Linked DNA regions of Homo sapiens: regions 1, 2 and 4 are each linked to region 3. A link is a loop called in an ENCODE intact Hi-C map of the cell type or tissue named here. Cell type or tissue: endothelial cell of umbilical vein. All regions are shown on one strand. Region 1 has its middle 71 kb from the start of ERCC5. Region 2 has its middle 270 kb from the start of DAOA. Region 3 has its middle 890 kb from the start of DAOA. Region 4 has its middle 890 kb from the start of LINC01309.

The links. Hi-C counts contacts between places; a loop is a spot of excess contacts. Peaks named below come from ENCODE experiments on the same cell type or tissue, not always from the same donor. Only the 100,000 strongest peaks of a DNase experiment are listed, where the experiment ranks them.
Region 1: it touches region 3 in a loop (4-fold over the local background); 3 of 110 quality-filtered maps call a loop at or near these places.
Region 2: a loop joins it to region 3, with 4 times the contacts of the local background. A loop is called at or near these places in 10 of 110 quality-filtered maps.
Region 4: a loop joins it to region 3, with 2.7 times the contacts of the local background. A loop is called at or near these places in 8 of 110 quality-filtered maps.

Annotation. Positions count from the first base shown.
Region 1 is chr13:102,912,908-102,920,907 of GRCh38, reverse strand. No RefSeq gene overlaps it. Among named protein-coding and RNA genes, the nearest start is that of ERCC5, 71 kb to the right of the region's middle. RefSeq lists an enhancer at 4,450-4,559. In endothelial cell of umbilical vein, a CTCF peak has its summit at 4,733 (motif pointing left); DNase peaks (open chromatin) are centred at 4,697 and 6,777; H3K27me3 peaks cover 365 bases.
Region 2 is chr13:105,191,462-105,199,461 of GRCh38, reverse strand. No RefSeq gene overlaps it. Among named protein-coding and RNA genes, the nearest start is that of DAOA, 270 kb to the left of the region's middle. In endothelial cell of umbilical vein, no CTCF peak of the experiment used is centred here; a DNase peak (open chromatin) is centred at 3,181; H3K27ac peaks cover 1,084 bases.
Region 3 is chr13:104,568,287-104,576,286 of GRCh38, reverse strand. No RefSeq gene overlaps it. Among named protein-coding and RNA genes, the nearest start is that of DAOA, 890 kb to the left of the region's middle. In endothelial cell of umbilical vein, a CTCF peak has its summit at 4,443; a DNase peak (open chromatin) is centred at 4,476; H3K27ac peaks cover 217 bases.
Region 4 is chr13:104,315,048-104,323,047 of GRCh38, reverse strand. No RefSeq gene overlaps it. Among named protein-coding and RNA genes, the nearest start is that of LINC01309, 890 kb to the right of the region's middle. In endothelial cell of umbilical vein, a CTCF peak has its summit at 4,834; a DNase peak (open chromatin) is centred at 7,217; H3K27ac peaks cover 2,373 bases.

The DNA of each region.
Region 1 (8,000 bases), 1.7 Mb after region 3:
GTGACATATTATGTTGTGCAGCGATCGAGTTCCATCTTGACTTTGCCACCCTTCACAGTCACCGCCTCCGTGGTTTTAAGTGGATGATGCTTATATACATGGAGCCGCACATTCACCTTCATTCTCACAGCTCACCCCTTCCTTCTGAGTTCAGTTTCCTTCTTCCTGAAGCACCTCTTACACAGGACGTTTTGAATCAAGAACTTTGTTGGTGGCACACTAACTCAGTCTTCTTTAAGTGTCTTTTTTTATTTTGCCTCTTGAAATACAGTTTAAGTATAGAATATTTATTAACCATGATTTTCCCTCAGCACTTTGAAAATATTATTCTATTATATTCTAACATCTATTTTGGCTGATGAGGCTTCTTTTGGTTTAATGGTTATCCTTTTGTAGGAGAGCTATGTCTTTTTCTCTGGTTGCTTATAAGATCTGTTTGCCTGTGGTGTTCTGAAGTTCCATCAAGATGTGTTTAGGTGTGGATTTATTTATTCAGCTCAGGACACGTTGCATTTTTTAATCTGATTTATGAAATTTAGTCAATTTATGCAATATGATTCTACACCTAGAAAACCCTATAGTCTCTATCCAAAAGCTCCTTGACTTGATAAACAACTTCAACAAAGTCTCAGGATACAAAATCAATGTAAAAATATCAGTAGGATTCCTATACACCAATAACATTCAAGCTGAGAGCTGTATCAAGAACACAATCCCATTCACAATAGCCATAAAAAAATACCTAGGAATATAACTAATCAGGGAAGTGAAAGGATCTTTACAATGAGAATTACCAAACCCTGCTCAAAGAAATCAGAGATGACACAAACAATGGAAAAACATTCCATGCTCATGGATAGGAATAATCAATATTGTTAAAATGGCCATATGGCCCAAAGCAATTTACAGATTCAATGCTATTCCTATCAAACTACCAATGGCATTCTTCACAGAAGTAGAAGAAAACTATCTTAAAATTCCTATGGAACCAAAAAAGAGCTCAAATAGCCAGAGTAATCCTAAGCAAAAAGAACAAAGCTGGAGGTATCACATTCCCCAACTTCAAACTATACTTCAAGGCTACACAATCAAAATAGCATGATACTTGTACAAAAACAAACACATAGACCAATGGAGCAGAATAGAAAGCCCAGAAATAATGCTGCACACCTACAACCATCTGATCTTTGACAAAGGTGACAAAAACAAGCAATGGAGAAAGGACTCTCTATTCAATAAATGGTGCTGGAATAAATGGTTAGCTATATGCAAAAGATTGAAACTAGACCCCTTCCTCACACCATATACAAAAATCAACTCAAGATGGATTAAAGACTTAAATGCAAAATTTAAAACTATAAAAACTCTAGAAGATAACCTAGGAAATACTATTCCGGACATAAGCTCTGGCAAAGATTTCATGATGAAGCCTCCAAAAGCAATTGCAAAACAAACACAAAAACTGAAACTGGGACTTAATTATACTAAAGAGCTTCTACACAGCAAAAAGAAACTATCAAGATAGTACACAGACAACCTACAGAATGGGAGAAATTTTTGCAATCTACCCATCTGACAAAGGCCTGATATCCAGCATCTACAAAAAACTTAAACAAAATTACAAGAAAAAAGCAACCCCATTAAAAAGTGGGCAAAGGACATGAACAGATACTTCTGAAAAGAAGACATACACAGTCAGCAAGCATATGAAAAAATACTCAGCGTCACTAATTATTAGAGAAATGCACACCAAAACCACAATGAGATACCATGTCACACCGGTCATAATGGCTATTACTAAAAAGTCAAAAGATAACAGATGCTGGTGGGGTTGTGGTGAAAAGGGAATGCTCATATACTGCTGGTGGGAGTGTAAATTAGTTCAGCCACTGTGGAAAGCAGTTTGATGATTTATCAAAGAACTCAAAGCAGAATTACCACTTGACCCAGCAATCCCATTATTAAGTATATTCCCAAAGGAATATAAATCATTCTACCATAAAGACACATGCATGCAAATTCATTGCAGCACTAATCACAATAGCAAATGTATGGAATCATCCCAAATGTCCATCGATGGTAGACTAGATACAGAAAATGTGGTGCATATACAGTATGGAATACTATGTAGCCATAAAAAAGAATGAGATCATGTCCTTTGCAGTAACATGAATGGAGCTAGAGGTCATTATTCTAAGCAAACTATCACAGGAACAGAAAACAAAATACTGCATATTTGTTGTAAGTGGCAGCTAAACATTGAGTACATAGAGATATAAAGCAGGGAACAGCAGACACCAGGGCTTACTTGAGGGTAAAGGGTGGGAGGAGGGTGAGGATTGAAAAACTACCTATTAGGTGCTATGCTTATTACACGGGTGATGAAATATTTGTACACCAAACCCTCACAATATGCAATCTGCCTATATAACAAACCTGTGCATGTACCCCTGAACCTAACATAGAATTTTTTTAAAAAAAGAAAGAAATTTAGTCAATTTATGGCTTTAATCAATTTTCTGAAAGTTTTAGCCATCAACTCTTTAACTATTGGCCTTTACCTTCTTTCTCTTCTTTCACCTAGAATTTCTACTAGAAATATATTGGGCCTTCCAATTCTGTTGTCTACATCTCTAAACTTCTCTTTAATATATTTCCATCACTTAATCTTTCTGTGCTGTAATCTTGATAATTTCCTAAGATCAGTCATCTAGTTCACAAATTCTCTCTTCATCTGTTTACTACTCTCTTTAAATCTAGCTAGACTTTATCTTATCCACTGAGATTTGTATTTCAATTACTATTTTTTTCTTTCTAGAAATTCTATATGGTTCTTTGTTAGATACATCTGGAATATTCTGATAGTCTTGTTCACATTTTGGTAACTTGTTTTATGTCTTTAGTCATGCTGTTATCTCTGCCTGATACTTCTATTGCCAGACATGCTTGGAGTCTAGTCCCATTGTTTGTCTTTGTTGATTCCTTCAGGATGGACTACGTCATACCAGGTTGAGTCCCGGTTCCACAATGCAACAGTCATGTTATCTTGGGTATATTACTTATCTTGACTAAATTTGTTTCTTACTCTGTAAAATGAAATTAGAGACTAAAGAACTTGTCTCAGAATACTGTTGTAAGTACTAAATGAGATAATATGTAAAAGCCCTTGGTATAGAGCCTGAGCTCTCAGAACATAATTTTTCTTGCTAGCATTCAGCACTGGATTATCTCTAGTGCCCATCACAATGCCTGGCACTTAGTTACTGTTCAGTAACTGTTTGGTAAATGAAAAAACTTAACTAATTTATGATAAATTTTACCATTACAAATTATCCAAATGCTAGTAATCTGTGGATGTACCATACTTGTACTATAAATGCCTAACTTACAAATATCTCAAACATCCATTTATTCATTCTCTATACAAGAACAGCCATGGTCCTAATGATGAGATAAATAACAATGAACTTTAAAAAAAAAAAAATCCTGCTCTCATGCTGTTTACATTCCAGTGGAGATAAACTGATAATACATAGATCATACATTAGATAAGTAAATAGGAAGATGAAGGAAGGAAGGAAGGAAGGAAGGAAGGAAGGAAGGAAAGGAGGGAAGGAAGGAAGGGAAGGGAAGGAGGGAAGAAAGGAGGGAGAGAGGGAGGGACGGAGGGAGGAAAGCGAAAGAAAGAAAGAGGAAGAGAAAGGAAGGGAGGGAGGGAGGAAAGGAAAAAAGGAAAAGAGAAAAGAAGGGGAAAGAAAGTAAGGGAAGGAAGAAAGAAATCACGATTAAGGCTTAGTCAGAAAACTAAAGTGATAGATTGGGAAGCAGCTGAGTTAATGCTTTGGATTGGATGGCTTTACTCTACATGGATGTTGAGTTGAGGGCTGAAGGATAAGATCTGAGCCATTTGGTGATATGAATAAGAGCATCTGAGGCAAATGAGACAATTAATGCACAAGCTCTGAAGGAGCTTTGCCCCTTCAAGAAATACAAAAAGGTTCTGCACATGTATCCCAGAACTTAAAGTAAATAAATAAATAGAAATACGAAAAGGCTGTGTGGCTGGAGTAAGATTAACGGGGGACGGCCGGGCGCGGTGGCTCACGCCTGTCATCCCAGCACCTTAGGAGTCTGAGTCAGGCGGATCACCTGAGGTCAGGAATTCCAGACCAGCCTGGTCATCATGGTGAAACCCTGTCTCCACCAAAAATACACAAATTAGTCGGGTGTGGAGGCACATGCCTGTAGTCCTAGCGACTCAGGAGGCTGAAGCAGGAGAATCGCTTGAGCCCAGGAGGTGGAGGTTGCAGTGAGCCGAGATCGCGCCACTGCACTCCAGCTTGGCGACAGAGCGAGAGTCCGTCTTAAAAAAAGATTAGAGGAAGAGTGGGCCGCAATAAGGTCAGAACAGTAGCTATGTACCAGATCATGTAGGGCCTTGTAAACCAGAGTAAGGAGTCTGGAATTTATTCTACACATACTGAGAAACCATTCGAGAGTTTTGAGCAAGAAAATGTGATCATCCAAGTTCCATTTTTAAAATGTCACACTAACTGGTGAATGTTTGAGATGGAGAACTGTTGGAGGAGATGCAGCCAACGTGAAGGCTGGGCGGTTGCTGCTTTCTGCCTGAGTCCCAACCCATCCTGAAACCATAGTTACTGCCACCACTACCACTACCACCGCCAGCATCTACACGAAAAGCTCCGGTCTCATAGGGCCATCTGGTGGCCGTAGTAGGAACTGTTTGATTCCACGGGCTCTGGAAACATCCAAGTCTTTTCAGACTACCACCAAGATCTGTCTCTAATCAAATTATTTTAAGTCCCACTTTCAAAAGTTTCTGTTATCCAATTTATTTATTTTCTCTTGTTTTTATGATTATGATAACAATAGGATATTTTTTTACTTTTCATTATAAGTAAAAAGAAGTCTGGACTACACTCTAATGGACTAGGTTACAATCTTATGAGTGAAATTTACTATTTGTCATAAGAGGTTTCACGGAAAAAATGAGGATCAAATTCTCTCTCCCCTTAAAAACTACTTACCAACACTTCTGGAACATAACAAAGGGACAAATAAGATAATTTATGATGTTACTTTAGTGAAGAAGTTGGAAGTCAAGCTCATGTATATATTTTTAGTTCAGAACGTGGCCCTAGATGTGGAATCATAACATCTGGAACAGCTGGCGAGTGCTGAAAGAATCTCAGGGTTTTTCTTTTTCCTTAAGAAAGAAGCAATTTGAAAGATGAGGCTTTGTTTCAGAGAGGAAAGCTATTTATAACTGGTAGCTGGCAATTGTTGAAGCTATCTCTGGCTACTTTAGATATGAAATGAACTACCTTTTTCAAGAGTACAGTGGCCAAATCAGAAAACTCTCAACTTTTCCTTGGCTAATGCAAAGCACCTCTTTTATATTAATTTAAATGTGTGATGCCAGGACCTCTGATCCTCCTTGGAGAGGATTTTCCAGATGCAATAATGTGGCTAATTGCAATAAGCAGCCCTACTTCTCTCTACGTGGATATTTTCTTGTCCATCACGTTGAAAGATCTTAAAAGCCATGCTTACTCGCTCAACTTTATTCAGGAAACTTTGACACATTATAGCAAGTCTGTTAAAAATTTATTTCACTGGGCATAAAGATCTCTGGCTGCTTTGCTAGGCAGAAGTGAAGCAGTGAATTTGTACTCCAGATATAATTAGATTGACTCTTACTTTGGGGATACTTTTGGATCCTTCCACATCAAAGTAAGATCTGGAGGAGCAATGGCAAAATTCCTCTTTCTGGAAAAATTAACTGTGGTTTTCAGTAGCTGTTAGTGGACTGTAGCAAGACAGGCCTGTGCTCTTGCCAAGGATCTTTCTTTCCCGCCCATCCACACTGTTGTACTATCCCAAAGTACCTGGTCTCATGGGCATGCTCTACATGAAATGAGTTAGGGGTCAGCCCTGTTCTCAGCAGAGACTTGTCACAGAATCTTTCACCACCATCGGCAGCAATTAGCACTAATTGGTACCCTGTGCACCCGCAGAACAGCAAGGGCAGTGATGGAGTGAACAGGCAGGACAAATTACCCTTTCGCCTCTGGGAAGTGAACTTATTGGTTCTGTGCGAAGCTGCTCTGTTCCCACTACCTCAGCTGGGCCTAGGAGGTGGATTAAGGAGGAATTTATTCCCTGAGGCTGTCAAACAAAAGGATTGAAGAAGGTCAGTTCACTGAGTGGGCAAAACAAAGCAGCTGAGTTATGACCACGAAACAGCCATAAATAGGTCTCCACGTCCTCACTCCGTATTGCCTCACCCTTCCTATCTCTCCCTCTCGCTTTCCATTTCTCCCTATAATATTATAAATCCAATCAAAGCAAGTGCTCTGTCAGCATTTTTCTCTCCTTAGCCTCAGAGTGCCTGCTGTTTATACTCATTACTGTGCAAGCCGGGTCACCCCGTGGCTGGGAAGAGATGTGGTCATTTGTCTTTGCTTTGCTACTCTATCAATTCATCCTATCCACTTCACCAGAGATACGGGAGTGACGTGAAAACAAGTAAAATGGGACCTGTGCAAAACTTTGGTCTTTGCAGAATATTAATTCTACTACGTGCCCTTGGGTTTGTCATTCTAATATCTCTGCCATAGCTACTTTAAGTCAAGAGGTTAAAGAATCCTTGAGCGAATTATCAGAGAACAATTAATAATCCTTTCCTCTACTACAAGTAGCCACCAGATGACTTGGCATCACTCACAAGACAACAGAAGGCAAAGGGATGTTGGCATTCTGCCACCTTAGAAAACTCGCTCCTCCCTTTTGCTTAAGTCAGATGCCAGCACTCTTCTGAAGGCTGAGCAGAGAGGAATAGAAAAGGGAGTGGGCGTTTAATTAGCAAATTCACCACAAATAAACGACAGCACCAGGATATCATCAGCGCTCTTCTGTCTTCCTAAGATGAGGAATCGGTTTGAAACTAAACAAAAGCCATTCACTTTCCACCTTGCATTACTTAAAAAAATACTTCTTATCTGAGTTTTTAACCATTCATCTGGGAGGAAGGAACCTCAAAATGGTTGACCTAGAAATAATTCAGCTTTGCAGAGGTGTCTGAGCCCAGACATTACCAAAGCCAGGAGGGACCTTTTAGAAGCATTTATAACTAGATCGATACGTCAACTTGTCCTGCCCTCAGCTCACTCGAGTTTTTGCTGAAACTGAAAGAAGAGCTAGAAACAAACTGCCAGAAGGCTCACAGTTGTCACAGATCGTGTAAGGAGACAAGTCTAGTTTTTGTAGCTCCTTTCCCTTCCTAGAAGGGCTCCAAGCAAGCTGATGTGATATCTGGCCTAGATATCTTTTCATTCTCAATGGCTGGTAAAACACCTGATAGAAAATGCTCAACAACTGCGCATTACATGAAAGAATGGATAAATGAATCATCACTGAAAGGCTAGACGAGGTATAGACTTTATAGCAACTAACTGAGTTCATTCCACTCAGCTCAATGGATGCTCTTTTCTGGAGACCTAGAGCAAAATGAAAAATATATGACATTAGCCAGAAAAGTGACACACTTTCATTTATTCAATTGACAAACATTTATTGACACCTGTGACATGCCAGGCCCAATGCAAGGCAATTGTACACAAAATGAAAAACATAGACTCTGCCTCATAAAGTTTAGTTTAGTTGAAAAGGCAGAGATCAGAACACATAAAGAAAGACAAAGAGATGTGAAATAGCCATCCTAGACTACATCATGGAGAGTACAGAGCAGGAGGCTGCCTGCTCTGGGAATTTATAGAGGAGGAACATTTGAGCTGGGTCTTTGTAGATAAGCAGGGAACCGAAATGGGAAAGAGATGGGTATTCCAGGCTCAGAGAGTGATGGCAAAGCAGAGAATGGCTCTGATGAAGAATGGGCTTGAGGGAGAGGAAGTCACTAAGCATCATGTTGATAGGGAAATGGGATGGGGTGGAGAAGAAAGGAGGTAGAGAGGGTG
Region 2 (8,000 bases), 620 kb before region 3:
TTTTTCTGTCCATGTATCTATAGGCCTCTGCTTGGAGTTTTAAAGGATATAGGAACACATATGACAAAAGTACTATATTTTCATTACCTTTGTAAATATCTTAGCAATAAAATCTCCTTCCCTATATGTAGATTGATAATCTGCTTTAATGTAGTTTTAAAATAGCATTTTATAATCAATTCTAACTAGTGAAGCAAGTTCTCTATGTAAAAGTGTGAACTACAGCAGCACAATTTACAATTTACAATTGCAGAAATATAGAACCAGTCCAAATGCCAATCAATCAATGGGTGGATAAACAAATTGTGGTATATATATCATATATATGTATATATATCATAGATTACTACTCAGCCATAAAGAGGAACAAAATAAAGACATTTGCAGCAACCTGGATGGAATTGGAGGCCATTATTCTTAGTGAAGTAACTCGGGAATGGGAAACCAAACATCCTATGTTCTCACCCATAAGTGGAAGTTAAGTTAACCTATGAAGATGCAAAGGCGTAAGAATGATACAATGGACTTTGGGGAAAGTCTTTTGGAAAGGGTGAGGGGGGTGAGGGATAAAAGACTACACATTGGGTACAGTGTACACTGCTCGGGTGATGGGTGCATCAAAATCTCAAAAATCACCACTAAACAACTTATTCATGTAACCAAACACCACCTGCTCCCCAAAAACCTACTGAAATAAAATAATAAATAAATAAATAAATAAAAATAAAAGTGTGAACTACAGACTCAGTATCTTAATATATTGATAAAGCACAATGAAGAATTAAAGGAAGATTGTGCACAAATAAATTGTGCAATCAAGTCACCATCCAGTAGCCCTGTGAAGGAAACAGGGAGACTTGGATCACTAGAGGCATAGGAATGTCACTCTAGGATGTGAACTCTGAACTGAAATACTTAAAAGACGTAGAGCTGGACAAGTCAGAGATAGTGGCATCCCATGGCTACTGATTGAAACAAATCTTTTCTGTAACAGAGTGTCACAACTTAGCATCACACAACTCCTATTTAAGAGCAAACAATGAGTTTTCAATCAATAAACACAAATATATGAGAGTTTGGACCACTGAGATTGAAAATCAGCAATGACAAATAAGTGAATATGCATACATACAAGTTTTAATGTGCCCAAAGACAAAAAATATTAGAATTTTTCAATACAAAGTATGGAATAATTATATATAAATATTTTATTTAAAAAAGACACAATTTCAAAGACTGATCAGCAGTAACACATTATCAGGGATAAATGCAGAAATTTGAAAACAAAACTTCTAGGCTGTATGTCTAAATATATATCATATAACATTAATTATATAGGTATATTTAATTATTTAAATTTGAAAGTCGACATAAAGTTTACCAATATATTAAACGGAGTTGAAAAGAAACAGAGAAATGGAAAATACAATCTAGTAAATAATATAAGATAAAGTGAAATATTAAGAGGTACGACAAAAATATGAAATAATCATAAAAATGTATTAAAGATAGAATGAGAAGATCACATACACAACAATTAGAGACAGTAGAGAAAATAAGTGAGAGATAATATTTGAAGATATGATGGCTGAAAATATTCCAAATCTCATTAAAACATAAATCTATAGATATAAATGGTACTATGTACTTGGGACAAATAAAAATAAACATACATATCTTGTAATAAGGATTAATTGGAAGCTATTATCTTTAAAATCAGGAGCAACACAAAGATGCTTGCTTTCTTAGATTCTCTTCAACTATGTACTAGATCATGGAAACAATGCAGGGAAAGAAAAAAAGGAATAAAAACATAAGAATTCGGAAGAAGTAACTATAATTATATTATCTACCTTGAAATTAAAAAGAAATATTACAGGCAGACTACTCACAATAATATGAGAGTAGCATGTTATACAGGTATAAGCTCACTGGAAAAAAATTGGCATATTTTTAGTATGTATACCAAAGCCAAAATTTTAAAATTGCGTTTAAAAACACATTTCATCAATCACATCTCAATAAAGCAGTCAGAAACAAACAGCAAAAACCTATTATGTACACTATCAATATAAACAACAAACCAACTAAAAATACATCTTACAAAATGCGTACAAAACATACGTGGAAAAAATGCTGAAACTCTACATTAAAAAGACCGTAAACATACAGAGTAAATACCATGCTCTTGGTTGGAAAGAAATAGCGTTCCAAAGATGTCAATTCTCCCAAAGTTGAGATATATTCTATGAAAGTCCAAATACCAACAGTTTTTTTTTTCATGGATCTGGTCAAGCTAAATCTCAAATGTATATAAAAGAAAGACCAGCCAAGAAACTAAAGAAGTGGAGGCTTAGATATAATCCATAAATAATCAAAATTTAAAATAAAACAATGAAAATTAAGGGAGAGGATAGAAGCCTCAGAACATACTTATGGAGTTTCAATATATGACAAAGCAGGCCTGGTGGGACCTGTTTAATAAACTATTAATATATTTTTTTGATGCATAAACAAAATGTTTTTGATGCATAATATATATATTTTGATGCATAAACAAATATATATTTTTGATGCATAAACAAACAAAAACATAATATATATTTTTGATCCATAAAACCTGATATCAGACTTCTGCTTCACAACACACAGACACACACACACCTCTTTTAGAAAATAAAACAATATTTTTCTGACCTTTTAATAGGAAAGTATTTTCTTAACAGACCCAATGTGCTAATTAAAATAACAGATTGAAACACTCAACTACCTTTAAATTTAGAAGTTCTGTTCAATAAAGGAGAGTTTAAAAAGTGAAGATGAATCAAAATCTAGAAGATATTCACAACATACACAACAGACAAGTACTGAAACACAAAATATAAATTATCAAGTCAGAGACACTTATTCAAAAGAAATTTTGAATAGTAACTTCACAGAAGAGGACACATGTATGTTCAACGTCAACAAATTCCAAAAACGGAGGTTACAACCACAATGAGAAATCATTTTACACTTGTGAAATAAGGGAATAAAAGAGCATAACAATATGAACTATTGGATAAGATATGGATCAACAGGAACTCGTATACATTTCTGCGGGAAGATAATGGTAGAACCAACTTGGAAAACAATTTGGCATTTGTACAGCATACAACCCAGAAATTCCATGCATAGTTATGAAGTGAAGAAACTTGCAGGAACCAGCAGATGGTAACCAAAGCAATCCCTAGCGGCCCTCATTGCTCATTAGCATAAGACACTCCCACCAGCGTCATGACAATTTACAAGTGCTATGGCAATATCTAGGAGTTTGCTGCCCCTCTCCATGGCAACCAGCTGGAAATTGCCGCCCTTTCCCTACAAAGTTCTAAATAACTTGAGCCTCAATTTGTATTAGCCTGACCCTTAATTTTGCAGGTAATTGAAGGAGGGTATAAGTGGAAATAAGTACAGTGGCCAAGAGCCCATCCTTTGGGGATTCTGGGAGCACTGCCTGTGAGTTAGACCTGCTCCGAAAGGAGCATCACGACTCAGTGAGAGATTGCTGTCTAACAACACGCACTTGACCTTGAATTCTTTCCCAGGTGAAGCCAGGAACCTCCCTGGGCGAAACCCCAGTTTGGAGGCTCGGTTGTCCTGAATCAGTTATAACTTGGAGAAATGTCTGCAGATGTGCTTCAGGAGTCATGTTCAAGATATTTCAGAAAACATTATTTCCTCAGAGAAGGGATGAATTATTTGCTTTATACTACCAAAAAGAGAACCGTTTGCAACAGTAAAAATGAATGGACTAAATCTACATGGATCATCCCAGATAAAGGTTAGAAACCTGAAGTTGAGAGAAAGTGATTCCCAGAGGACTGCATGCAGAATAAGGCTACTTTTGTAAAGCTTAAAACTAAATAAAACTTACAAATATGTTTCCTAGCAATGCATATGTATGTGATAAAATAATTTACCAAGACAAGAGAAAGCTAAATACAAGACCCAAGATAGTAGTGACTTATGAGTGAGAGGCAGGAGATGGGGTGAGGACGAGGTAGAAAAGTTAGTGCCAATTATTACTACATTCAGTTTCTTTGGTGATGTAACAGATTTAGTTTTTATACGTTATTTTTCTTTATAAAAATACATAACATATTGGGTTTGGTATGTATTAAATATTTTATATTAATAATAAAGAAAAAATTATAGGTGATGCATATAAACACTGGTAAAGGATTTACAAAAAACAAAAATCATACATTAGCAAATTTTTTGACAAGGGGAAGTAATATTTCTAACGTTTTCTTCCATAAAATTATATATAGTTTTGGAATTTCAACTTTTAACAATTTTGCTACTTGCCACTTTTATGTTGAGATGTTCTCAGGTATATTCATGAAATTTGGGATATATGCTCTGTGTCAATGGAAATGGTACCGGAACAGAAATTGGGAAAAATAGGTTCAAGTGGGAACTTTACAATTAACTCTCTCAGTAATTTTGGTCAAGTCTCTGTAACTTCTCTGAATCTCTTTCTCAGTGAAACTAGGAATTTAATGAACTGCTCTCCGAGGTTCCTTCCAACTCTAAAATTTTATGCAAGTGTGACTCTAATTTGTTATAAACACAAATATTAGAATAATGCTGAGGAAATTGGATTGCATTGGTATTATGTTTAATGGCTTCTGAATTATTAGAAATTATGATGAAAATGCTTTTTAAACATTTATTTGGCTTCTTTCCACAAATAAACTTATAAATAAATCTGTTACATAATCTGAAAAATGAGGATAATTAATATACACATGCCAAATATCAAGGCAAGAGAAATTAAATTGTAGTTTCATTATTTTGTGGGCGCAGCAATACGTCGGAGTCAACAATGTACTGAATCAAAAATTTAAAAGTTAATGTACTTGCCTGATGTAGTAATTCACAATTTACATATGAATTGGATTCAGACCCATTTTGTTTGTTTGTTTGTTTTTCCACATACAGGAAAGAAGTATTAACAACTACAAACTGGATGTTTTTCAACAGTTCAAAAACTATTTTTTCTGTGAAAGTTTTTACATATAGCTGAAAACAACAACAAAGAGTTTTGGAAGGGGTACCCTTAAGAGAAATGACAGGAGATCAAACATCAGATTTCTCAATATTTCTGTCTGTATGTCAAGTGAAATATGGGATTCTGCTTGATTTAATTTTTGAGATTCAATGCGATAATTTGTATTCATTAAAATACCAAGAAAGCCTTGAGTATGATTGCTTGCAAGATATGTTAGAAATCACTAAGCAATGTGAAAATATAAGCAGATGAATTACCTATTAAATCTAATAATTTCCCCAGAAACAGATTTTGACAGAGTTCTGACTTTTAAGAGAACCATATTATTACTTTGCCTAGTGTAACTGTCAAATGCATGTACAATTATGAAATAATTCACAATGTTCTTTCAAATGCAGCTTTCCCATTAGCTTATATTTTTAACTTATATAAGTTGGGTTTTTTTTTCCGTAAACGAAGCCAAAATATTTCTCCTGGGAAATACTTCCATTATGTAATTTAATTGTTACATTTACATTGTATTACTGTCTGATAAATAGGCCTTTTCATTGATAAATCAAATTTACAGAGACAAATGTATAGCAATAGTAATAAGAACATTTTAGTGTAACATATTCTCTGCTTAAAGCACTCACAAGATGATATTCTCAACATATATTCTACTGCTTATCTCTTACTTCCACGGCATCTTCATTTGGACCTACTGTGTTTGAAATGTTCCAGTCATTATCCAGAATAGCATTCCTAAAAAGAAATACAATTATTTAATTGGTTAGCTATATAAACGGATCAGTCATTTCAACAATACATATATCCAAGTCGCATTTCTCTAGTCTTCATACCTATAAAGCTGCAGAATGATCTCCCGCCTTGGCCCACTGAAGATGGTCTCTTTCTTCATGTCTTCAAGCAGCAGGTGCCAGTGAATGGATATCTGGTATGAGTAATCCAGTTTTAAAGCACATTTTACTGAAAGGTTTCCTATTTGTTTTAATAAATAATGCCAAAGATATGGTTATCTACTGTGGTATAACAGACCACCCCAACATTTAGTGACTTAAAATAATAATTATTTTTTGTGTCCCCAAATCTGTACTTTGTGTAGGGCTTGGCAGGAATGGCTCATCTCTGTTCCACAAGGCATCGACTGGGGTGGCTTGGCAGGGACCGGCATTTTCATTTCCAAGGCAGCTCCCCGACACGGCTGATTAGTGCTGGCTGGCAGTGTGTTGAGATCTCAACTGCGGCTGTCATTGGGGGCCACTCTGAGGGAGGCCCCTGGATTTTTTACAGTTAAATATGTTTTCTACTACATCACTTCATTTCTTTTTCCAGAAACACTGGCAGCTAAGCTGCATTTTATTTGTTAGTTTCTTCAATAATAAATATTTCACTATTTCTTCTAATCCTTTGTTTCCACTTATTTTATTTCATTCCTCATTTTATCCCTTTTTTCTAAATTCCATTTTATTATACTTAAGGTGCTTTTAATATGGTTATCATACTCCTGATAGTGTTATTTCTTTCTTAGTCTTCTTATATAAGCGCTATACGTTCACATTCCATCTCCTTTGGTTATCTTTCCATTTCTTCACCGAACCTCTTTGCTCTCTTTTTTTATAGCTGGTTCACTCAAAATGTCTTACTTTGCCATTTTTGAAATTTATTTTCATTCTTTTATGTACTGAATAAAATTTAAAAATACTTTATCATGGTGGGAGGTACCCGTGATGTCCAAATAAGTGTTTATATTAATTGTTGGGGTTTTTTTGTTTGTGTGTTTTTTGAAAGGTTAAGAAAATCTCATTCAGAAAGTAAGTTGTTTAAAAATTCTGGACCAAATTTACCACACATCAAGCAGATACTTACCAAGTTGTTTGGTAGACATTAGCAGTATTTACTAATGTCTGCTTCTCCTTGTAAGCAAATGTATATCTATATTTACCCCTGTTACTAGGAAAGAAATCTTGTCTTTGGCAGTGGAAAACCCATGGAGGGTTTACCGGTTTCTCTCTGTACCCTTGTTGCAATGATATGGTAAGCAGAGTTGTGATAAATTGGTTTGGTCAAACAAAATTAGAGGTATCTGGCTTGCGGAGAACAGCTGCTTTGCCATATGGTCTGAGACCCACAGCAGTTCTGTGTACATGGGAAATAAACTTTTATTGTATTATGTCTATGAGAATGTGGGTTTGTTTTTTACTGTATCATGATTAATAGAGATGGGTTAATAATTTTTATACTATTTCTTTTTCCTTTGACCATTAAGAATTCCATGTGACTATGAGAATTTGCAATACAGTGCCACTCTCCTTTGCTTTCATTGATCTACGAAAACATGAAAAGCTATAATCTTTAGAATTAGTACATCCAGAACTTTTCCTGTCTCTATTCCTATCTCTTTAATTGATATTCCAGGCTCTCATGAGTCCTTGCAGTTAATCCTTTTCATGTTTGTTATTTATATTTCTTCAAACTAAAGGCTGTATTCAATGGCAAATCTATGCTTGGTTAAAGACGGAGAAGAGGAATAGAGGTGAGTCTGACTTGGGAGATCCTTTCCATGCTCCCCCTGATTATGGTACCAAAGTTGCAGCACGTCTTTCAACAGCTCCTTTGCATTGATATTTTGGGAAACAATTATTTGTTCTGCCTTCTTCCTGCCCAGTGATATATTTACACAGGTTGGTGATGACTTGCCAATATATTTCTGCTGTAGTTAAATTAATTTATCTCTAACTTTTTTTAATCTTAGTGATTTCCTAAATTTCCTGTTGTGTTACAATTTTGAATATGTGATTTTTATGGGGATAGCAGCTTTATCAACTAAAATATAAGAAAGTTAAATGAAGAGCAGCTAACTACTATCATAAACTAAAAATATTAATATAAGCTATTAAACAAAGGGCAGAAACATCTACTAAAAAGTTTATCCTACATAAGA
Region 3 (8,000 bases):
TTTAAGGATCTATTTAATATGCTATTAAGGGAGGGAAGGAGAACTCTAAATTAGCTAGGATATATTTTAAATGATTGACTCCCCAATTGTTACATAAGAGCAACTAACTAACCAACCCAACAAAACAAAGTCGATTTTACCAAACCCTGACAAGATCCCCATAGATTCCCAATCATCTCCTCTATCAGTTGAAGTCCCTATAAATGTTAAATAGTTATTGCCTGTAGAAACAATACTTCTAGGAGTTACTTGTCTGATTTTGTTTTTTTGTTTTGTTTTGTTTTAAGATGAATTCATATCTTTGAGTATCAGCTTAGTGTTTAATGTGGTCAAACCAGAAGTAGATAAATGAAGCTAGACCCTTGAAACTTACTAAGTTTATCTCTTTCTCTAGATTTGAATATATCCACGGTAACTTCTATAGGCATCTCTGAAAAACTTTTTCAAAATAAGTAACAAAAGATAAGGAGGTGGGAGAGAAGGCTTGAAATGTTCATTTTCTGCAATCATTTGCTACACATTGACTTAGGAGATTACATTATAAAATTTCCATGTATACTATGTTAGTAATAACCAGAAAAAACTGTTCTATTGTTGGTTAAAATGTTCTTTAATTTTTCTTTGCTTTTTAAGATAAATATTTTTCAATATCTGATTGCCTTTCCCCCATCCTTATTTCCTTATTTGCAGTCTTAGTTGATCTGTTCTGGATATTTTTAGATCATAAAAAAGTAGACAGAAAAATTTTAAAGTGCTCGGCAGGCAGAGAGCTCTCACAGCACCATCTCACTTCATCCACTTCTTTACGTAATTTTTAAGTTAGGTTCCTGCTGCTTCCAAAAGTGTTTCGACTTTAGAATCCCTGCCCACACAGATACACTATTGACAAGAAAATACAAGAAGAAGATGTCTTTTTATTTCATAATACGTGAATTCAGGGTAGAGCCTGGAAAAAAAATAAAATGTGGACAGAAACAGTGTCCAGGAGAGAAGTGAGGAAATCTCTTTTGTTCCCTTAGTACTTTCTAAGCTTTCTTTCATTATCTATGCCAAAGATGTGAGGTATACCCTTGCTACATTTGGCAAATATGGACCTGTTGATTCTATCAGGCAGATACTAGGATAAAGTTTGGCTCCCTACGTTCTTGGGAAATTCCCTAACTTGTTTTCATTACTGTAATAATGAGATTATTTATTTACTTGAAAGGGGTGGGGCAGATATTATTCAATTTTCTTTAGAAGGCATTGTATAGTTATTGCTCTAACAATTTCTTCACTGATTCCCAAAGTTAAATAGAAATCATGACAGAATAACTTTTTAATCATCTGACATTTAACATGTCTCTACTTCTTTCTACTACTCAACTCAAAGTAGAAATGTCTGCAAATTAAAAGGGGGGGTCACTTACACACACACACACACACACACACACACACACACACACAAACACGCACATGAACACCGAAGGGAATTTCCAATTTTCTAGCAGTTTGTGTTCCATAGTTCCACTATTCGGAACTTGGAATAATTTTAAGTATATAGTGGTGATCTATTACAAGAATTTAGCTTTCCCTTCATAAATTAAAATAAATAATCAAAAAGGAACTTAATAAAACACAAATAAAACTGACTCGTGGTTCCCCAGGCTGTACAGGAAGCATAGTGGCTTCTGCTTCTGGGGAGGCCTCTGGGAGCTTCCAATCTTGGTGGAAAGCAGAGAGGGTGTGAGCCATCTCCCATGGTGCGAGCAGGAGCGAGAGAGAGAGCGAGGAGGTGCCACCCACTTAAACAACCAGAACTCATGAGAAACTCACTCACAAGGACAGTACCAAGAGGGGTGGTATTAAACCATGCAGGAGAAATCGCCCCCATGATCCAATCTCTCCCCACGTGGCCCCACCTCCAACATTGGGAATTACGATTGAGCATGAGATTTGGGTGGGAACACAGATCCAGACCATATGAAACCACACTTATTTATCATCTCGCAGTTCTGTGGGTCAGAAGTCTCAGAGGGTCCCACCATTCTCTGCTGCGGGCCTCGTGAGGCTGAACTCAAGGGGTCAGCTGTGCTCTCCAGGAGTTCCGAGGGTTCTACCAAGTTCATTCTAGTTACCAGCAGAACCCAGTTCCCTGAAACACTAGGACTAAGGTCCCTGTTCCCTTTCTACTGCCAGCCAGGATCTGCCCTCAATTCCCAGATACCTCCCTCACTCTCCATCCCATGGGGCTCTCAGGCCATGACAGCAGATGGGTCCCTCACATCAACTCTCTCCCACACTTTGAATCTCTCTGACCTCTGCACCCAGCCTGAGCAAACTGTGCATTCTATGGACTCACCTGATTAAGCTATGCTCGCTCAGGTATTCTCCATATGTTGTAGTTAACTCATCTGGGACCTTAATTACATCTGCAAATCCCATCACAGCAGCACCTAGATTAGTGTTTAATTGAATAACCACAGGACTAAAATCTTGGAAACTTCCTAGAATTTTGCCTACAACAGAAGGTTAGAGCTTCCTATGGGCAATAGTTACCTTACCTACTTATCTTGTAATTGTCTCTCCCTGCGATTTTGCTTTAACTTCCAGTTTAAATAAAACATCACATTCTCTCTCTTCTAATCCTGAAAAAATATACATAATTTTGATGATATTTTTTAAAGTTCTTTTTGTTTTTGAAAAAAAGGACATAAACAGCATCTGCAAAAAAATCAATAAAAAGTCTTATAATAAAGCATGTCCTTAATATTTATTAGTACATGAATATAAATTTAAATAAATCTATGTAGATTCTAGATTTTATTGCTCCAGTTCAATTTTCTCTAGGCTCAACTTCCAAATTCCCAGAGCTCTCACCTTTCTCTGAGCATCATCTAAATCCTGGTTAAGACAACAAGAGCTTAGAGAACACCTGCTCTCATCAACGTTTGCGTTTTCTATTGCCCCTCCACAATACTGTCTGCGATTCAATGAACTACTAGCTATATTGCATCCCAAAGCCATGTCAAAATCCCAATGCTCATTGCTTTTCTAATATTTCCTCGTGGCTTTTTCAGAATTTTTTTCCTGAGGGGACATTTGGAGGTGCCACGGCCTCACTCACTGAAGCAAGATGGCAGCTACGCACCTTTGACAGCCTCTCTCTTTCTCTTTCCTTTACAGGCCCTTCTTTTCTCTTGCTGAATCTGAGAAGTAGAATCAGAAGACAAGGTCAAGTTCATGCAGGGACAATGCTCCGACGACGTTATCGCATAGATGGAAATCCACTGTGTTCGGGGGGAAGACTGGGCTCATTTTATTAGCCTTATTGGCCAGTGGCCTTGTGCACTCCCACTTTTGAGGATGCTTTTTGACAGTTGCTTGTTAGTTTATGTGTTCATTTGAGACAGGGTCTAGCTCTGTTGCCCAGGCTGGAGTGCAGTGACGCCATCATAGCTCACTGCAGCCTAGAACTCCTGGCCTCAAGTCATCCTCCTTTGTCAGTCTCCCAAAACGCTGGGATTACAGGCGTGAGCCATCACACTCAGCTGACAGCTGCTTGTTAATCATGGTTCTTGCACTGAATAACCTTTCTAGTTAGTGAGTGAGGCATAGAAGGCAGGCTTGAGGACTCACAAATTGCCCCACCTACACCCCCACCAAAAGCAACACAATCTCTCCTAATTCGATTGACACCCTCCACACACCCAGCTTGGCTTCAGGGAAGGAAAATGGGCTCCTGCCATACAATCTCCATGCAACAACTCCTGCCAAATGCAACACAGACCATAATGTCATTTATAATTTGAATTGTACCAGTTTAGACATTTAAAATATCTCACGTATTCATTGTTACATTCATCTTCGTTTTTCTCCATTTCTATTTTTGGCAATCCTCTAATTTCTTGTTCTCTTAAGTAAAAAGGAACAAAAAAATAACAACAAAAGAAAGCTCTTCAAAAATACTTGGATTCCGGTATTTGTGTGTGGTTTCAATAGGGAAGCTTTTTTTAAACTACTTGGACTAGAACAGAACAAAATATATGAGTTTGGGGGAAAAAGACCACAACAGGGGTGTGTGTGAGAGGCAGGTGCTGGGGGAGAGGCCTCAAACAGCAGAAAAGCTTTGAAGCCCTATAGGGCACTGACCTGCAAGGACTAAGTTTGAACAATTGTGTGGGAAGTTTGGGGGTTACTAAGCTAGCTTCGTAATGTAACTTCTTTCCCCTCTTTCCTTTTTTGACAATAGCATTCCTTTCTCCATTTCTGTTCTGTTATTTTTTTAACACATCTAAAATGACATAAAACAAACATAATACACAGGCACACACCTGCACTCACATACACAAACACACAAACTTCTGTGAGTTCCACAGAGGCCGACCCCTTTGCTTCAGTGAGGGCTGTGGAACTGGAATTTCATTCTCCTACGGACTTGCTCTGAACAACAGTTAAGTAAAGAGCTCCCACTGGTGGTGGAGGGAATTTTACTGTCCACACGAAATGCCTTTCCCTACCAGTCAGTGCTTGGAGACTGGATCTCCGAGTCACAGACGAGATGTGGGCTAATGTTGCTCTTTCGCCATGTGATGTAGCAAATAAAATGCCATTGTTCCCCTAGGTGGCTGTGGGTATTAGTCACAGCTGACGCTAAGCAGGAGGTGCGTGGTGTCCTGCCAGGACTGTTATTAGTTACAAGTCTGGATGGGCTCCCGATGCACCATTTTCAAGTAGCTTCAATGCTGTTAAACTTTTAGGAATTCCAAAGCTACTGCTCCAAAGCCTCAAGTTCCCTCACCTTAGAACAAAGATTGCTGCCTTTATTACCAGTCTTATGTTTAACCAGAGAAAGTACAACTTTTCCAAGTTTAAGCTTCTCTAAACTGCTTTTGAGGAAGAGAGGTTCTCTGCATGTGTCCGAGATAATTGTCAAATACCAAATTTGAACACACGTTCTGAGTCACCTGAAGAACCAGCCCGTGTCACTAAGACAAGCACAAATAGCTCCTCTGCTGTGGGACTCTTCACCTACCGCAGATGTTTCCATAAATATTTCAGCAGATACCATTTTCATGACAATTACCAAGAATGTGTGTGTGTGTGTTTTTTTTTTTTTTTAATTTACAGTCTATGTGAAAAATGTAATAGAAGAGAATAATGCTGGATTTATATGGGAGAAAAGTGTAGGTTTTTCTCCTATTTGGTGTCTTAGATTAAGGTACTTTGATACATCTGTCCAAACAGACATTACATCGTGAACAAGAAAAGATGGGACTGGTAGAGACTCAAAGTAACAAGAACAGTTTCCAAGAAAGAAGCAAGGCTATTAAATATTAGGCTGTTGCAAAAGTAACTGCGGTTTTTGCCATTTGAAAATAATGCCAAAAAACATAATTACTTTTGTAATAACCTAATAATTAGACCCAAGATAAAAATCCATATATACTCAACTTACTTTTAAATCCAGAGCTTATGTCTTTTTCCAATCAGACCTCAACATAGAACTTCGCTTAGATTTTCTTATGATCTGGGTTATGTAAACCTCCTGGGATTTATAAAACAACTGGATATCTTGAATCCTTCTCTTTAAGTCAGATCTTGTCAGCCTGTGATGCCACCTACAGTGAAATTTATTAAGTATACAACCTAATTTTGCTGTTATTTCTAGAGTCTATGAGTTATGACTACACAGCATAAGTAATGACTTAATTAAATTAATTTAAGGTATGGTGTTAAGATTAACTGCGCCAGCTCACAGTGGTCTGCAGTAATTGGAGATCTCATGTTGTACCTCTTTTTTATAATCACAAAGTCAGTCTCTTTAAATTACTCAGACCCAAAAAGGAAAATCAGGAAGACAGCAAGGGCAATGAACGGCATGGTCAGGAGAGATCTGTTGAGAATAGTTAATTAGAAAATACAAAGTTTAGTTTAGTTTTCAAAACATACTCTCAAGTACTGTGTCGTGTTTTTAAAGCACCAGTTGAGCTTGCTGCCCACCCCTCATTTTTTTTTTTTTTTTGTGAGACAGAGTCTTGCTGTGTCACCCAGCCTGGAGTGCAGTGGCGCGATCTCGGCTCACTGCAAGCTCCACCTCCCAGGTTCACACCATTCTCCTGCCTCAGCCTCCCGAGTAGCTGGGACTACAGGCGCCCGCCACCACGCCCGGCTAATTTGTTTTGTATTTTTAGTAGAGACAGGGTTTCAACGTGTTAGCCAGGATGGTCTCGATCTCCTGAACTCGTGATCCGCCCGCCTCAGCCTCCCAAAGTGCTGGGATTACAGGCGTGAGCCACCGCGCCCGGCCCCATCCCTCTTTTAAACTTTACTCATTTGTTCATTAATTAGTGCAAACATCATGTGATAAATGGTCTGCACATGCCTGCTTCATGCACCCACACACAACTGACAAGGCTGCTCTTGAAAAGCTGCCACAAGATTGCATGCATGACCTATCAGGAATCACAGGGACACAAGTGATTGTTGCTTATTCTTTGAAGTTTTGCATATTCCCAGAAACATCAAGAAGAAGGCACAAGGCAACCCTGCAAAGGTTCCAGCACTTTTCCCCCAAAAGGCTGCTGCCAGTGGGTTAGCTGCAGCACAGCTGTCCACAAGGTCTTCCTCCTGCCAGGTGAAACACAGAACCCAAGCTGCAAATATGGGGAAGCATGTCCTGGTACAGGCTGGCTTTGCCAGAGTCAGTGCTCTCTTTCACCTACATGGTAGTGGGTCCATGGGGCATGACAGCGAATTCAACAAAACTGCTCATCATGAGGTGTCATGAGAGCCAGAGTTATGGGGGCCTGTTTAAAGATTGGAACATTTCCTAAAGAGTGAATATCAATTGGGGTACACACAGAGAGCCATGCAGTCACACAGATTTGTGCATACATGATTTTAATAGTCCTACCCACATTACAGTTAGGAAGAAGCCATCTTTGTTTAGGAAAATGAATTTCCTGCCACTTAGAATTTGAAAAGAGTGATTCTAAACCTAAGGGCTTAAGGGAGACGACAGAGTTAGCAGGTGTAAACGGGACTGAGGGGATGCTAAAGAGAGAAGTGGGGAAAAAGGAGGAGGCAATCTTGGAGGAAACTGGAACTTACAGTCAAGTGGCCAGAAATAGTATCTCTGTAGAGGACTAGCTGATTAGCTTTTGAGAACTTGCATAGGATACTGTATGCAACCAATTGATAATAGAGAGGGTATTCCATTTTTAAATAAATTTTAAAAGATTTCCCTCTCCTGTCTTTGAGCTGTAAATTTGAGTTCTGTGCTAGGGAAGGTGCAACAGAAGAAAACAGCTGAAGATAAACTTTGAGACAGACGTGACCTTGCATATATAAACATTTGGGAAGTTTTGTAATTTTTGAGCTGGGCAATGGGCTTTTTTCCAAGATTTGAGGTAGCTGGTGGTTTATTTCAAATGTATCTAAATCCATGGGACTTGGAAGTCATTGCTGGTAACTGGATAATTAAGGATTTGGTAATTTAGACACTGTAGATATTTCAAATTAAAACAGAATCAATTTATTATTATATTAACTATAAAAGGGCATCCCTACCTACCCCAAAACACGCAACACACAACACACACACACAATCCTATACATTGACTTGATGGGAAATGGTTTGCTCTTCTCTCAGATGGGGAAAGATTCTATAAAACATATTCCTGTTTTACAAGGGAGATCAAACTGATTATTTTCCCTGTAAGTACTTTTTATACATAATCAGACACATCAATAAAAATGAAAAGGTATTTAAGAAATTATGTGTCCCAACCTCCTCATTTCAAAGACGAGAAATCAAAAGCCCAGGGAACTCTACATAACACGTTGGTGCAGGTTTGAGAGTTTAACAGGCTTGTACAGTTAGACACGTGGCCTGCTTTAAATTGATGTTGATGTATCATTTTGATGCTTTTAATTTTTGTGGGAAATGCAATAGCATTATCCAATATAAACTTACTTTTAACTGCAAATAAAATTTAACTAGTTTCTCGCCAATGTTC
Region 4 (8,000 bases), 250 kb after region 3:
CTCCTGAGCCAGAAAAGGCAGCTATCTAGGCTTTCAGGATAACGTATCCATCTGCCAATGCTATTTGGCTTTGCTTAATAAGCTTTAAATTTGGAATGTATTTTCCACCATTTCCCACAACACAAGACAAAAATAGACTTTAAAAATATATATGTTTTGACTATTTTGATAGATGTATACAATGTTAAATGCTTCATTTTATATGGTTCCACATGCGTGAACTACGTTTTTTTGTCTTTTGATATTTCTTACTAGGTAAATGTTACTCAATTTAAATATATATTTTAAATATATAATAGCTAATCAGAAAGTAAATTTAACATTTACTATCTAGAAGAAACTAATTGAGTTTTTTTATTATCATAATACGCTTAACTATTTTTTTGTCTTCTGATATTTCTTACTAGGTAAATGTTACTAAATTTATATATACCTTTTAAGTATCTAATAGATAATCAGAGGATAAATGCAACATTTACTATCCAAAAGAGAGATTTTTTATTATTATGTTTATTATTGTCTTTTGATATTTCTTACAAGGTAAATGTTACTAAATATATGTATAACTTTACAACATATAATAGATAATTAGAGAGTAAACTTAACATTTGCAACCTGAAAGCCACTGAGTTTTTTATAATTATAATGTTTTTGACTCCTCAATCTGGTTTAGCTAATTTGACTGATCCCTACTACTGCTAGTATTGGAAAAATAAAATATATGTATACATATATATATTCAAATTCACAGTTACAGTTATGAGATACAGAAATCACCCCAAACTCAGTTAACAATTTGAATTCTCTTAGGAATATTTAGGTAGGTAGAAATGATCTAAGTTATGATATTTTACATTACAATACAAAGTTTGGGAAATTTATATAGATCTGTTTTGAAATATTGCCGAACATGTGTTTCGTTAAATATATGGTCTCTAGGTACATGCTCATTTGCTTATTTAGATTTTCTGAAGTTTGAGCCTTAAATGATTTGAGAGCTAATTCTGGTAATCTGCTTTGGGATAATAGCACTGAGTGACACCCAGAAGTCCCAGCTGGAAGACAACAGTTGCCATACGCTTAAGGTCATCGGATTTGTGGCGCCTCCACCAGCTGTGCTCTAGAGCCCACTCTGGCTGCCTCTTTATTTCTACATGTAATTCATAGTGTTGACATTTTGGTTTATAATCATGTCCAAGTCCTGAGTGCTTCTCTGGTAAGTGCCCAAGCAAATGAATGTTCTCAGGGGCTATTTTTGAAGTTAACTCACTTTTTAGCCAGTCTATGGACAAAGGTCTAGTCTCCAACAGTTATCACTAATGCCAAGAAGTATTCATAGTGAAATTCCAAAATTTCTTTAGCTTGAATTTTGTCAAAGATTCAACCGGAGGAGCAGAACCAAAACTCTGTGTGAGTCTAATTAAGCAAGTCAATCTTTTCATTGAAATGGGTTCTGGGTGAGATGAGGTGGGTAAGTTTCCTCTCAGAATGAATACATGTAGTTTTGGACACCATTTTGAAAAATATCTTTGTGGAATTTCCCTAGAACTCTTGAACCATAAACTACTAAAATTTTTAAAAACTGAAGACCCAATCACGTACTATTGCCAAGCAAGTAGCGGCAATAGTACTTGATTGGGTCTTCAGTGTGAGCATCTAACATGATCCTCCAAGCTATGTGTTCTGCCTTCATCTTCACAGTTTTCATTATAACTTCTTCAGTTAATAAGATATTAACTTCGACCAAATTAGGAAATAGAGATGAAAAAATACACTGGTTTAGGCAGTAGATCTTTGTCCGCTGTTGCCATGGAACATCACAATATTATTGAGTCTTAATTAAGTGCTCACAATACACCATGAGATGTGCAAATTACTCAATTCATATTCTCCATGTTAATTCTAACAAAAATACCTATGAGATGTTATATTATAGTAGCAATAAGGTAATACTGTGGGTAATTGACTTTGGAAGGAACTGAAGCTTAGAGAATTTAACAATGGATTGCTTCTCGGCTAAAAATATGGAAGAAGCAGGAATATAACCCCCAGGCCCTAGCTACAGACTTTTCACCTCTACATTGTATTTCCTTGATTTAAAGAATCATACATTTTTTATCTATTGGTCATATCATTTTCTTTAGAATGTAATCACTGCCCCATTTTCATCTTTGGACGCCTACTTATGTTTCAAAGTCCAATTAAAATAAATGTACAGATAATTTTTATGGCAAGGATTGGCTAATTTTTTTTGGAAAATTTCTTACTAATTTTTCACCACAATTAAGAAGACCTATATTCTTTATCCCTTTCTTTGTTCACTACTAGACCATATTTCCCAGGCTCCTCATATCTGGTTGGGACCACGGGACTGTTGTTCATGGAATGTGGAATGTGTGTGGGAGGGTGGTTGCCACTTCTGGGCCTGATCCTCTCACACGTCCTCCCTACACATTTCCTATACTATCTTTTTCCACCTCTTGCCTGGAAGCACAGAATTCAGGAAAGGACACCAAGACCTTACAACATGATGGAACTAGCCTACATCTTCAATTCACCGTGTGCTTACTGGGAACATCTACATTGGATTTTTCATGGGTTTGTATCATATTTTTATTGTCTTAAGTCCCTGAGAATTATTATTTTTGTGTGTTTGATAGCAGTTGATGCCTACCCTGCCTAAAGCACCATTTAACCTTGATTACCCATTTTAAGTTTACAATGTGTTTTCACAAGTAATAGCCTATTTTAACAACATTCACATGACATGAGTACTATTAGTGATTCTTATAAGCTGCGGTTTTACCCCCAAATTTATATATCAAAGTGCTAAACCCCAGTTCCTCAGAATGTGACCGTATTTGCAGATGGGTCCTTAAAGAGGTAATTAAGTTACAATGAGGCAGCTAGGATGGACTTGAACTTACTATGACTGGTGTCCTTACAAGAAGAGGTTTAGACACAGACGCACCACACGGGAAGACCACATGAAGACATGGAGAAGATAGCCATCTGCAAGCCAAGGAGAGAGGCCTCAGAAGAAACCAACCCTGGGCCGGGCGCGGTGGCTCACGCCTGTAATCCCAGCACTTTGGGAGGCCGAGGCGGGTGAATCACAAGGTCAGGAGATCGAGACCATTCTGGCTAACACGGTGAAACCCTGTCTCTACTAAAAATAGAAAAATTAGCCGGGCGTGGTTGCGGGCGCCTGTAGTCCCAGCTACTCCGGAGGCTGAGGCAGGAGAATGGCGTGAACCCGGGAGGCGGAGCTTGCAGTGAGCCGAGATCGCGCCACTGCACTCCAGCCTGGGCGACAGAGCCAGACTCCGTCTCAAAAAATTAAATTAAATTAAATTAAAAAAAAGAAGAAACCAACCCTGCTAACACAGTGATATCAGATTTCTGCTTTCCAGGATTTTAAGAAACTAAATATCTCCTGTTTAAACCTTCCAGTGTGTGGTGCTCTGTTATAACTGCGTGACCAAACCAACACAGGGTTGCTATCCGATGAATGCATGAAGCTTAGAGAGAAAAAGAAACTTTGTAAATGACACGTGAAAATAAGTAGCAGCATCAGGCATCAAGCTCAGTTTTTGGGATGCCACCAGCTGACATTTAGTATTTTCTCAGACCTGTACAATAAAGATTCTAGTTTGATAATTTCATCTGATTTCTATATTGCTTATTATTTGTACCATAAATTTGGAATGTTTATTATACCATACTTATTTATTTTTCTATTTTCCTTATTATATTTTAAGCTTGTAGTAGGCAAAGACCATATTTCTAAATCTTTATATCACTTATAGCATATGGACCAAAGCCTAAAGTCCAGAAGAAGTCAACAATCAGACCTTAAAATGTCACATTAGCCGGGTGAATAACATATATTGACAACCAATGCCATAGGTTATTAATCGAAAATCAATGTCATAGGTTATTCATGTCGCAATACAAGTATGTAGCAACATATCAGATGGTTTCATGTAGTTTGCTTGTAAAAATATTTGTCAAACATGTATTTCTTCAATGTTTAAAATGTGATTTCTTTTTCCTTTTATTTTCTTACTTTCCCTTTTATAGCAAAAATGTTTCTGTGAAGACATTTTAAGTTGTATGTATAGATTGAGTCTGCACTGTTTTGCAATTCACACTTATCCTTATAAAAAACTTTATATGTTTTTAATAACTTGGAAATTAACATTGTTATAGATATTAGCATAGCCGCATATGTAAACACAAACTTCACACTTACCCTTTGCTTCTATATGTGGGATTAGAAAAACTCTGTTCAAATATTTATTGCATTACTTACCCTGATTCCTTTATGCATCCTATTTGTTTGATAATATCTCACTATAAAGGTCTGAGGCAGAGTTGCTTAAAATTATGATTGTCATGGTAACTACCAGCTACCACTGTAATGGTACCCTCTAAAATATTTAAGGCTGGAATAGCAAAAAGAGAAATAAAATGACTTTGTAATAAGAGAAATTAATTAAAAAATAGATTCATAAATCTAACATTCCTGTTTGTCACTTTTGAAATATTATTAGCTTGTAAAACATAAAAAAATTAGACAAAAATATATGCATGCTGACATAAATTAGATTTCAAAAGCATCATTTTTAATAAAGGCTTTTAACTGCCTCAGTCTGGAAATAGTCTGCAATCTGGTGGATAAATATGCAGCAAATGACAAATTAATATGTGTTGGCCCTCATCAACATCGGAGACAAATGTTATTATAATGTTTTGGACTCTGCTCAGTTTTGTCTGTCTGGAGAAGGCTGTACAAATGGCAGAGAGTCTGCAATTCAGAGGGACAAAGCTGCCCTCTATGTGAAAACAGTGTGTGCTGCACCATGTAATAAAAAGTGAAAGGTTAAAAGATTTAGAGGAAAACAAATTTTATTAATCTGCTAAATCCATTAAAACCCTTAAAGATTGAAAAAAGAACTATGTAACTGAGATCCAATAGGACCCATAAAATGTCAGTGGAACTAGTCCATGCTTTCCCTGTGGATTATCTACTTCTAGAATTCAATACTCAACTAAATGTGTCTCTCTTAAAATTTTTCATCTATAAGCTTTTAAAAATGGAATAAAATGAACTTTTCAGGAAATGTAGACTAATACATAGAAAATATAGACAATTAAAATGATTTTAAACATTTCTGATATCTTAGACTGTATATAATAATAAACAAAATTTTTCTTATTCTCAAAATATTTCTATAAAACAAATCTTTTTATGAGTTTCCTCAGAGTTTTATTTCCCAAGAAAACAGGGCAATTATGACATATGTAACATCAAGAGTCCAGAAACACGCTCATGTCTCAAATCACTAATATTAAGTAATATTTTTATGGCTTTTATTATTCATATTTTTTATTTTCTTTCTTATATTTAGATTGGCAAAAATGATTACTAGGACTTCATATGGAAAGATGCTATATTATATTATTTGATTACTATGGATTTATAAATAATTGTATTTTAGTCCCTGATGTATCCATTAATAGATGTATTATTCTGGACAAAAATAGAAAAATTTATAGTATATCAAACAGACTTCTTCCAAAGATTAAACATATCTCAGAACTAAAGAACACTTTTTCAGCAAAAGCACCTAGTAAGTGATTAATAAATATTGCGTATCCTTACTATTAATATTGCTATGATGTAAGTTTTTGCCTCGAAATCTGGAGCACATCATAATGACAGTACTCTTTTCCACTGAGATGGTCTTGCTTACCCTCCACCCCAGCATGTCAAAGTAATAGTGGTCAGAATATTGTGCCACAACTATTAAATAGTGTTTGACCCTACCATTTTCAATTCTGATTTTCACCTAGTATGGGATCACTACTATATGTTTGTCTTCAGATCTGCCTTCTCCCTTTCTGCTTAAAAATTGCTCTGGGAGCTTGGGAATTGAGTTTGTTCAGGGTTAGAGAAAGCCTAAAGCTAGTAATATTCTACAAGTGCATTGCTGTGTGCAAATACCATTAAAACACATATTAAAACACCCCCTATATAACAAAGATTTCCAAATTCTTGCCAGTGGCACTTTTGCTATGAGCTATAGTCAATACAACTAACTTTCAGTGCATAACAATAATTTGGGGGTATTTTGAAAGTATTTCATTATTATAAGAGAATATCATCTGCAATCTATTTCAAAATTAAATGACCATTCAATTTTTACTGATCACCTATTTTGTGTTTTTGTATAAAATATGCACCATGTAAAATATTTTATAGAGTAAAAGAGGGAGTTACAGTGCCCATAATGACTTCTGAATATATAGCTAAACCATAGATTAAAATAAAGTTAAGGCTTCAAATTTTCTATAGTCTGAGAAGATTCAATAGTGCTGTTATATGCTCCAGTGCATGGAATCATAAGAACACAAAAAGAATGAAAACTCTCCTGTATGATATGGTGGAGAAAAGAGGAGTTACTAGCATACAGGAGTTTCCTACCTGACTCTGCCATGTGACCTCGAGCAAATCATTTTACTTATTTATGACTCCAGACCTTCATGTATAAATTCAGATGTGTTCTTATTATCCAAGTTTCTCCTATCTCTGTAAAGCTAAGGTTCTATTTTTTTTTATAAATAGAGGCTTATCTTTAGCCTATACCATAACTATGGTGGCCCCAAATTAGAGAAGAGGACCAGGAAGCCTCAGTAGGTCCTGTGGCAGGTAGATGCATTTGGACTAACCTGCAAGGTAGCCGAATTCTACTCCAATATACCACAATACCCTCTACGTAAGCTCAAACGAACATATGACCTTTTTACTCTCAATGTAAGTAAAGATTAATAATGTCTTCTATTATCTTTTACATTGTACAGTTGAGAATGAGCCATTGTAAGCTTGATTTATAGTAGGTGAATAATAGCATCTTTGTAAATAAGATAACTGCAGTGCTTATATGCTTAAAAGATCCATAAATGTAACATAGGTTTCAATGACACTTTCTTTTAATTCACTGAGTAATTTAGGCACTAAGGAGAATCTGAGTATTTTTATAAAGTGAAAATAATGAATGAAACCAAGAGTTTTAACCAAACTACTAGGACTTGCCTATTCCGTGAAGAGTGAAAGTGGGGGAGGAAATGACCTAACACTTACCAAGAGCCTTCTTCTCTATGCCAGACATTATGTTATACTCACTATTTTTCTCATGCTCTAAATGTGGAATTTGAGGCATGAGAGGGTTATGTCATATGTCCAAAGTCAAACAACTGGTGTACCGTGCAACAAGCATTGGATTCCATGTAAGTTAGTCACTAAAGTTTGTGCTCTTTCTACTATGAAGTACTAGCCGAGTAGTCATCACCTTGGAATTCTCTAAATTTATGACAATAATTAAGTTAATTAATACCCAAACTTACCTGAAACTTTCTTTTTAAAATTCCCTTTAAAGTAAATTATGCACACACACACACTCACACACACTCATGCTCACATATGCACACATTCAATCAAATTATTCTCATAACCATAGTAGTATCTCAGATAGAGTCTTATTTCACAATATTAAATTTCTTTATTGTCTTTGGATGACTTAACATTAATATCATGTTATCTGATATGGTTTGGCTGTGTCTCCACCCAAATCTCATCTTAAATTGTAGTCCCCATAATCCCCACATGTCATGGGAGGGACCTGGTGGGAGGTAAGTGAATCATGGGTGTGGTGACCCCCATGCTGCTGTTCTTGTGATAGTGAGTGAGTTCTTATGAGATCTGATGGTTTTATAAAGGGCTTTTGCCCCTTTTGCTCAGCGCTTCTCCTTGCTGCCACTGTGTGAAGAGGGACATGTTTGTTTCCCTTTCTGCCATGACTGTAAGTTTCCTGAGGCCTCCCAGGCCATGCTGAACTGTGAGTCAATTAAACATCTTTCCTTTATACATTACCCAGTCTTGGGTATGTCTTTATTAGCAGTGTGAGAAATGACTAATACATCATCCTTGTAGGATC